2 separate regions of the Mus musculus genome follow, and region 2 is linked to region 1. Evidence: chromatin loops called from intact Hi-C (ENCODE). Cell type or tissue: heart. All regions are shown on one strand.

The links. A loop is a pair of places that touch in the nucleus more often than their neighbours do. Peaks named below come from ENCODE experiments on the same cell type or tissue, not always from the same donor. Only the 100,000 strongest peaks of a DNase experiment are listed, where the experiment ranks them.
Region 2: a loop joins it to region 1, with 6 times the contacts of the local background. A loop is called at or near these places in 10 of 42 quality-filtered maps.

The regions. Positions count from the first base shown.
Region 1 is chr1:143,699,970-143,704,969 of GRCm38, forward strand. It overlaps Cdc73 (cell division cycle 73, Paf1/RNA polymerase II complex component), which reads right to left and starts at 2,924. Exons shown (of 17, transcript NM_145991.2): 1 at 2,525-2,924. The coding sequence starts at 2,655. In heart, CTCF peaks have their summits at 2,948 (motif pointing right) and 3,148; a DNase peak (open chromatin) is centred at 2,902; H3K4me3 peaks cover 2,879 bases; H3K27ac peaks cover 1,849 bases.
Region 2 is chr1:143,774,391-143,779,390 of GRCm38, forward strand. Ro60 (Ro60, Y RNA binding protein) reads right to left here and starts at 2,661. Exons shown (of 9, transcript NM_013835.2): 1 at 2,531-2,661. Uchl5 (ubiquitin carboxyl-terminal esterase L5) reads left to right here and starts at 2,888. Exons shown (of 11, transcript NM_019562.2): 1 at 2,888-3,086. The coding sequence starts at 3,011. It overlaps LOC115487685 (a small nucleolar RNA gene), which reads left to right and starts at 4,538; the gene lies at 4,538-4,672. In heart, a CTCF peak has its summit at 2,772 (motif pointing right); a DNase peak (open chromatin) is centred at 2,781; H3K4me3 peaks cover 2,699 bases; H3K27ac peaks cover 1,776 bases.

The DNA of each region.
Region 1 (5,000 bases):
ACTGCTATACAACATCCTCAACAATAGTCTGTAAGTTAAAAGGATGTACTTCGCCGGGCGTGGTGGCGCATGCCTTTAATCCCAGCACTCGGGAGGCAGAGGCAGGCGGATTTCTGAGTTCGAGGCCAGCCTGGTCTACAAAGTGAGCTCCAGGACAGCCAGGGCTATACAGAGAAACCCTGTCTCGAAAAACCAAAAAAAAAAAAAAACCAAAAAAAAAAAAAAAAAAGGATGTACTTCAAAGAGATGATCCTTATAACATCTCTCAAACTGACACTAAAACAAAGCCAAAATGTAACTCTGTGATCCAACAATGTAGTCTTGAGGATACAAGCTCTCTAGTGATAACACATAGACTGCTCTGCAAGCAGGTCCTTTCTCCTCCAACTTCTTATGACGGTTCAACTGTATGAATCCATTTAAATACAGCTCACTGAAATGTGTCCTAAATCTCCTTTACTAGCCTCTATTATCACTTTTCCTCTAAACAAGTGGTCCTCAGCCCTCCTGATGCTACAAACCTTTAATACAATTCCTCCTGTTGTGACCTCCAACTAAAAAATCATTTTCATTGCTACTTCATAACTGTAACTTTGCTGCTGTTATAAATGTAACTATGTTTTCTGATGGTCTCAGGTGATTGATCCCTGGAAAGGATCTTTCCACGCCCTCCAGAAGGGTCTCAACTCACAGGTTAAGAACCACTGCTCAAAACTGATATTATGTCCAATCACTCATTAGTAGTTATTATACAAATTATCATAAAAATAGAAAGCACTGAACACATTAAGGGTACGGACTAATCTTTTATCGATATACATTTAGACGTGCATACATGTAGAGTTAATAACTTCTGCTAAAAATTTAATGTTGAAAGTTTTAAATTTCTTCTAAGTTTTACTTTTTCACTCCTTTGTACATGCTTGTCAAGCCATGTCCTTTCCAGGCCTCATGTCTTAAGTCTATAGCTCCCCCACACTGGAAGGCTATCCCACTACTTCACTCAACTTCTTGGCTGTTCTTTCAAGTTTACTCATCTGTTCATTCATTTATTCCAGGCTTTGGATAATGCACCTCACCTACAAGGAAACAACTGTTCTCTTCTTATCAGCTACAAAACAGTTCAGATCAACTTAATCTGTTTCACCTTTTCTAGCCAAAATAGTTTAAGGAAGGAACCAGAGTTTTAGGCTTTTTTTTTTTCAAGTTAAATTTCCTTTATCCCTTAGGTTTGTTAAAGAAAAAATATTCATTAAAACCCAATAAAATAAGCCGGGCGTGGTGCCTTTAATCCCAGCACTTGGGAGGTAGAGGCAGATGAATTTCTGAGTTTGAAGCCAGTCTGGTCTACAGAGTGAGTTCCAGGACAGCCAGGGCTACACAGAGAAACCCTGTCTCAAAAAACAAACAAACAAACAAACAAAACCCAATAAAATAATTGTGTTATTTATTTGAAAGAGTAAAACATGGGAAACTCAAAATATCACTTAATCAACATTTCAAAAAGGAAATCAGTAAGTCCAAAGAAATCTTAAATTGATTTTCTCGTGTTAAATTGATCGTTCAAAGTTATTCAAACAAAATGGGTACCAAAATTCTGACTCATTCTAGTAATCAAAGAGAAGCATCAATAGTAGTAACATCATTACAGAGGACTCAAAGGATTCTTCAACTTGACCCTCTGTGATTTCCTGAACGACTTACATCCACGGCATCCATGGAACAATAATCACAAATGGTTTTGTTTTGTTTTTCCTTTGAAGGCTCTTCCTGAAGAGCACACAGGATCAATTTCTCAGACCCGTATGTAAAGCTCACTGCTTTTCCCCCGGTCTCACTGCATTTCCCCGGTAACTTTCTCCCCAACAAAGTCCTGCTTTCAGCTCCAATACTGTTTCAGCAAACTTCCAAACTCTCCTAATCGTCCCTTAACTCTAAGTGATAGCTGTCTATTCCTTTTTTTTTTTCTCCCCCAACCCCTCTTGAGGAATAACATCAACCTACCCCTATTATGAAAAAAGAAAAAAAAGAAAATTGCCGAGGCGCTCGAGGAGCCAAAGAAGACAGTTGCAACACATGGCAGGCTCTGGGAGATTACAAAAAAAAAAAAAACCTAAGAACAAAAAGCGACTCGGTGGCCGGCAGATGCTGCGATCGATCGCTGTCCTTCTACACCTCCGTCCAGGTAGCCGTGCACCAGCCCCACACGGCGCGGACAACCTGTACACACTCCACGCCAACTGGCAAGTCGGAAACTCCCATGGTACCTTTCCCTTCGGCTTCTCCAACACAGAGAAGACTTGACCGCTCTAGAATCCGCTCCACTTCTTCCCTCCTCGCCCTAAAAGTACAACTTCTTCTCCAGAGAATAACTTTTTCCCCAGAGCACCCATTTTTTTTTCTCCCCCCTCTCATCCCTGAGGGACTCCGAGGAGGACAGGGAGGAGGGCTTTAGGGAAAGAGGTCGCCCGGGGGCGCCCGATGCTGCCCCGCCACCACTAGGCCACAGCCACGCCGCACTCACCCCCAAACTACATAGTTGGTCTTCACATTCTTGGGCCAGGAGAACTCCCCGAAGATCACTTCATCCCCCTTGACCACGATCTCCTTCTTCTGGATGTTGTACTGTCGCAGGACGCTGAGCACGTCCGCCATCTTCGCCCCCCTCGCTGCTGCCGCCGCCGCCGCCGCGGGCCCCGGGCCCCGCCGTCGCCGCCGCGCCTGCCGCCTCCTTCCCCCGTCGCCTCGCCCTCTTCCCCCCGCCGCCGCCGCCGCCGCCGCGAACCAACAGCCGCCACACTCAACAGCCGGCCGCGTCTACGACAGCAGCACGGGCAGAAGCCACCCAGGCCGCCGAGGACCCCGCGCTATATAAGGCAAGGCCCCGCCGCGGGCTGCCCGCGGAGAACGCCTGACTGACCCACGCTCCGCCGGGGCCGCGGGCCGCCGCCAGGGGGCGCCGTGGCCGCCCGAGCACACGCGCCACCCAGACGCCCGCGGGGCGCGCCGCCGACTTCGGGAAACGGGGAGCGGGCCTCGGCGCTCCGCGTGTGCGGCGCCCTAGCGGAACCGGGCCCCGGTGCGGTCTCAAGGCTCGCACGGGGCGAGCGACAGGTGCGCGCGCACCTGCTGGGCGCTTCCGCGCTTTTCAATCCCAGAGCGCGCGCCGCCGCCGGGTGATTTAAACTTTCCCTGCGCCAGGCTCCGCTTCCCTCCCTTGAACCCCAGGACTACCTTTCTGTCTGCATCGGAGCCCCACCGCACTCTGCGACATAGGTCCCCATGGTCAGGAACAGCTCCTAGGGAAAGCTGGAGCTTTGAAATGTGGACGTTTTCAAGTTTAGGCTGGATTTTAATAAGGGGTGTATTTGCAAAGAGGAAAAGAAGAGTTAGGTGGAGGACAATTCTTGCCCCGTTTGTTAGTCTCTGGTCTCCTAACATCGTTTGATTGGTAGACAGAATAAAATTAATCAGAGAAAAAGCTGAAAGCATCCCAACGCGTCGACGAAGGACCATTCATTGTTGACTCGTCCCCCTCCTTTCCTTGGAAACAACTTTTTCCATCCCCTCAGCTTCTCCCGGGTAATCACAAAAAAAGCCTCAAGTGATTTCAGGTTATGAATGGAAGAAATACTCCTTCAGAAACCTCAAGCTGTGAATTAGAACACTTTTTCAGACGAACAGACTTTTAAGTGGTACTCAAAAGGCTTACCGGTGCCTTTATGATTATGGGAACCTAGAAATCAATTCTGCATACTATTCATGGCCTGTGTACTTTAAACATATACTTCAAGCCTAATATTTCTTTTTCACTCTTTGTGAGAAGGAGGCACACTTTGTTACTTATAAAAACAAATACTTTGGTCTGTTTTTTTTTGGGGGGGGGGACTTTTGTTATGTGTGACAAAGTGTAATTTGGGTATAGAAAGAAGTATGAGGTTAAAAAAATGTCTGCTCCACAAATGTCTTTCTCCCGTCAATGTGTCTCAGAACCTCACTGCAAATGCAGGTTATAAAGAACTGACTGTGCTTGTCTGTCCCTTTCACATCTCTGAACTTATGCCTATATCACAGCATCCAGTATTTCCTTGTCCCCTTTGTTTGCTTCTCTACCTCCTAGGAGATGAACCGACTGTATGACATGAGATGAACCGACTGTATGACATGTAGTATATATTGGTCATATGTACTATACTTGGTACAGTGACAGCTCCTAGAACGATGTTGTAGTAAGTGAAAAGATAAAGGCTCCAAGTAAAGTCTGGGTAATAAATGCATAGGTAGGTTTCATGGAGTTAAGAGAGTCAACAATAGTTTTTATGAATTTTAATTCATATACAAATCATTTCCAACCAATTTCTCTTTTTGATTAATTTATGTTTTTAAGGTTAATGATCCTTAAACTCAACGTTGTAAGATACATGGTTAGTAATTTATAGTGTATAGCAGTTAAAGCACGGAAGTTCTACTTTGTTTTTGTTATATAAATTCCCTTAAATTGTCCCTCTCATGTTAAGTCAAGAAGGTCAAAATCTAATAAAAGATAATAGTAGTTGTAGAACTAAAGATTCGGGAAAGTAACTAAAAATTATATTCAAAATAGTTTTATTGCTGGGCAGTGGTGGCGCATGCCTTTAATCCCAGAACTTGGGAGGCAGAGGCAGGCGGATTTCTGAGTTCAAGACCAGCCTGGTCTACACAGTGAGTTCCAGGACACCCAGGGCTACACAGAGAAACCCCTGTCTTGAAAAAAACAAACAAACAAAAAAAAATTTTTGTTTTATCACGGGCAAAGCTGTGCACTTCATAGGGACACATGAACATTGGTAGGAACCAAGAGCTCTCCAATTGGACTTAAGACCTACTCAACAAGAGGGACACCATGCCTGGTCCAGAAGACCTAGCTAACTTCCCGTGCTAGGAAAGTAATGGATCTTGAAGGAGAACCTACAACCTCCATTTTACTAAATCAGCATACTCCCTGACTACATTCTAAATAT
Region 2 (5,000 bases), 74 kb after region 1:
GTGAGTACACAGTCTGCAGAAACAGCTGAAAACAGCAAAGTACAAAGGGACCACGGCAGGGGTGAGCAGGGAAGAGAGAAGCAATAGAGAGAGGAATGGCAGGGTACAGGCGGTCTGAAGCGGGAAGTGGAAAAACTGTGATGATGTGGGAACTCTAATTAGAGGCAGGGAGGAGGTAAAATAGCAGCCTTAGGGTCTGAAAAAGTCATAAGGAGTCATATTATCTATTTACGTAAAATTACACATATTACATGTAAGTCTGTGTATACATATAGTTTAAGTGAAATGCATTCACCCTGGCTGACAACGCTTTCCCCAAGATCCAGAGACCACTTTGCAAAAACTCCAACACTACATATAAGATGTTAGTTCCTTTTGGGCTTGTTGGTCAGGGTTGTCTAATAAGAGATTTCCCCCAAATCCTAGGCTATTGTTAGTGCCTGTAGTTGCCTCTCAGAGGAGGAAGGTTAGTAAAGTGCTTATTGCTGAAGACACCATGTATTTTGGACACATGACCAAGAGGTCTCAAACTGCAAAGCCTGAGGACTAGCTTTCATGATCCCAGAAGGCTTCCAAGTGAGGGAAGCAACTAACAATCCTACCCAGCTGTGGTGCCTATGAACTACAGTGTCCAGCATGCCTTCAGACCGACTCATTTGGAAATGGTCTTCTGCAGTTTAAGTCAGGGTCCCAGCTACACCTGAGTAGAAGTCCCTAGAGAGAACCTCTTCTGGCTGCAGAGTAGGCACCTTGGAATTGCACCTTGCCCTGCTGGTGACTAGGTCACCTACAAAACTTCTTTGCATATATAAGTCTCAATAAAAACATTTAAATATAGAAAATCGAATGGCAGTTTACTTCAAGCTATTCATTCTCCTTTTTATTACTAAGGGCTAAAATACAAACTACTTTAAAATTGGCGACATTAGATGACATGGAGATACAATGGTTCCTGATAGTTTCAAAATCTTTTGGAATGTACCAAGCGCTAGGAGTATCTTAGTAATACTAATGAAGTGACTCAAGCTGAGTTTCAAGACAGCTTCCATCAACTAACAGTAGCTTAACTCCTTCTTTCTTCAACTGCCAGTGTCCCCTTTCTCAAAACCCTAAGCTGCAGTCCAGTGGTTTAGAAGGCAGCTGGGCAGTGAGGCAAATCAAAGTCTGGTTTTCTGGTAGTCTAGTCCTATGGAGTCAAGTGCTATAAGCCTAAGTCAAAACCAATCAAGTGAATTCTTCTTTGAGTTGTTCTGACCTCTTTAAACACAACAACAGTCTCCCGAATTTATACCACTTGAAGTTTTCTAACATCTCTATAAATTAAAGCTTTAGAGCCTTTAACTGTTAGAACTATGGCAACATTTGGAGCATTTTACACTTGTTCTTCGACATAAGGCCAAGCAGTGATGTGTTGATCCATATGTTGTCCATTCTCTTAATGCAGAATGTAAACCAGATAGCAAGACACTGATGTAATAACACTTCTGCTTCAAGATCTTCTGGACTACAATCTATATACGTCGTACCATTACTAGTACAAAGATTACCATGTTTTCCTTCAATTTACACAAACATTAAGCCAATATTTCATGTAATTTGGAAAGGCTAACTTTTTTTTTTTCACCCTGAGAAGTCAAGCAAATACGCAGTTTCTTTAAAAATAAAAGCCAAGGCTAATTTTACAGTAATGAAGCTATAATACTTTACAAAGCCAGGATCCCAGGTTCAAATGGATATGCCATACACAAAGGTAATGAAAATATCAACTCCATTAAGGGCGATGCAATGAAAAGTATTGAGGAACTGTGGCAAGATGTCACCATGGTAGGATGCTCTGAGCAAAAATTTTTCCTGTGGAAGCCAAAAGCCTTCCTTGGAACATACTTTTATGAAATGATGAATAAAACCACCTCCGAAGAATGATAAGTATTAATTACAAATAGCTATTTTTTGTTCTATTCATCAAAACCATTTCAAGTGTTTTTAAAATAATGCACTATTAAGGGGGGAGGGGTGGCGGGAGAGGGATGGTGCGCATTTTTCCGTAAGGCACTTCATCCCGATACATGAGTCTCTCATCCCTTGGACGAGAAATCTTTCTCCCTTCCTTGATTATTATTCCTCTAAGATAATTTCCTTTCGGTCTTCCCACAAAGCTCCTTCCCAAACCGGTATCCGAGACAACGCCTCTATGCCAAAGCCGCAGGAAGAGAGAAAAGAGTGAAAAGGGGCCTTGGCACGTTCGCTCGCCAGGAGCTTTGCAAGTGGGAGAGTTGACCTGAGTTCCCCAAGATTCCATCCTCCCGGAGCAACTAGGCCAGGTTCGAAATGTTCAGATGCGAAGTCGGTCCATGCTCTCCTCCGGCGGGTGCCGGAGCACAGAGGCGGCGAAGGCTTTGCCTGGCCTCTGACGCTGGGATGCGGCTGGAAGAGAGTGCGCACCGGCCAGCCCTCAAGTGCCCAGGATCGCTGGGACTGCCCAAAACGCGGTTCCCCGGCCCGCAGCAGGCCTGCAGTGACCCACCTTTACCTGGAAGGTGATGCTCAGGACCCGCGGCGCCTACAGAAAGCCTGCGTCGCACCAGGAATAGGAGGCGGCCCGAAAGGGCGAGGACAGCTCCAGGTTCGGGTCGGAGCGAGCCCCGCCCCGCCCCGTCTCGAGCCCCGCCCCTTCCATCGCCCCGCCCCAGCTCTGGGGTGCCAAGGGTCCCGGATGTGCCTCCCTCCGGCGCTCCGAGGCCCCGCTACTTCTCCGGCCCGGCAGAGGGCGCTACGGATCCTGAGAGGCAGGAGAGGCGTTTCGACGTCTCCCGGGTGGCTAGAGCGTCCTTCTGTGCTCCGGCGCGCGGCAGGTGACGGCGCCCGGAGGCTGTCGGGAAGTAGGCGGGGTGACGTGGGGTTGACGCTCGGCGGCGGGTTTTGCTGAGGTCTGCGGCCGGTGGCAGCTTGTGCTGCGGGGCTCCGGAGAGCGCGAGGTGGAAGCGGGGCGGTGTGTGTGTGGTCGGGGACCATGTCGAGCAATGCCGGGGAGTGGTGTCTCATGGAAAGCGACCCCGGGGTCTTCACCGAGCTCATTAAAGGATTCGGTGAGCACCAGGGGGACCGTCCTGGGCCGGGGGTTCCGGGAGGAGGCCCGCGTTGGGCCAGGCGGTCACCTGCCGCCACCGACGCCCGGCGTCGGAGAAGTGACTTCAGGGACTGGAGTCGGCGTGTGTGGAAAGTAGGGCTTCTGCCGCGTCCTCGGCCCGGGGCGGCCGCGTCTCCGCAGTGATCTTGGGAGCCACACCACGAGGGGAAGGAGTCCCTCTGCCTGTGCACTGCTGTGTTCTCCGGACTTGGGACTCGGACACTTGAATTGCCTCGAGCGTCCTCCTTCCCTGTCTCCCTCCCTCATCATCTCCTCCGCGCTTCTCTTGTCCTTTCCACTGTCCCTTCCCTGCGGAGCCTCCCTGTCTCCAGTGTGGTCAGGTGCATCGCTCAGGCTGTCGGTCCTGCGGAGCAGCCGGTCTAGGGCGTGTGTTTCCCCGGGTGGTGTCTGAGGCTCCAGCCGCCCAGAAACTCGAGATTCTAGTTTCCCAAAAGCAGAACTTTCACCTTTCGTATGTGGGCACCTCTTCCGGACCTCCACAGATAACCGTCTACGCGGGTCTGCACTCTACTTCCCGCAATTCTTTTACTCCCTCCTTTTTTGACTTCCTGTGAAGTTGAGTTTTCTCGAGGTAGTGCTTTTGCTCAGAGGCCACATGCTTAGCTCTGAATTTCTCTCTGACTTTATTTCCTTCCGTACTACTCAACCAATAGGACAGTTTATCCTTCCTCGTGTTCCCAACGTTTTGGGGGAGTTTTTTTTTCCCTCCATTTTCATTTTGATTTTTTCTAAGATATTGTTTTTAACTGTTTTGTTAAAATGTGTACCCAAAATATAGCAAACCTTAATGTAGATTTTGTGTACTGTACATGGCTGAATATTTCGAGCATTGCGTAACATATGTTCAACTGTACTTCGGGCATACAGTTACGGAGTTGGAAATTTTAATGTGAATAATCGGAATGCTGGTCTGAAGAACTGAGAGTCAATCTAGAATAACATGTTGGTTTACGTTTAAGAGTATACAGAAATTGTTTTAACTGTGTAGATCACAGAGGAGCTGGGCAAAAGGAAGCATGATCTAGTGTGGTTACCTAAAGGTAGCTTATGGAGCAGCCAGCAAAGTAACTAAAATATGGTGTAATGAATAGGCAGGCAGTGTAGAGATCTTAGGTAAAAAGGTAAAGCCACGCCAAATCAGATACCATATTGTATAGATTAGATTGCCTGGAAGTCACTGGGGACTTACTCTGAAAAAGATGTGGAGATCAAACATAATTAAAATTAGTTTGTGATTAACATGATTGTGCTTACAGTATTTAGAGTTAAGATAGAATGAATGAGATGACTCTTTTTGAAAATGGTAAGTTTGTGGGTGATTGGCTTGACATTAAGCCCTGGGGTACAGAGAAAGTAGAGTCAGCAGTTAGGTAGTATTTCAATCTCAGGTTGCATGTGGAAATACCTTCTCCTCATTCTATTTGGAGCAGGAATGCATCCAGAACATGCTACACTAAAAGAGGAGTTCTCAGGGCTGCCAACCTTACAGTAGAGGTTGAGTAGTAGTATATTTCTCCTACAGAAAGAGAAAAGAAAATTAGCAGGAGTTGACTGACTGTAGGAAAGAAGAGTCAAACGTGCTTCTGGCTTGGGTGGATAAATAAAGTATCATTTGAAGAATAGACTTGATAGGAAAGAAAATTAGATCAGTTTTGGACATTACAGAATTTGAAATGTTTACAGGTTAAGTGATAATTTTTCCTCTCAAAATCTTTAACTGTCATTTAAAAAGTTGACGTTCAGAGATAGTGGCCCAAGTTTATTTTGAAACTAATGCAGTCTAGGGCTGGTGGTATAGCCAGCCTGGTTACCGAAGCCTGATGACTCCTGGACCATGGAAGAAGGAGCTGAC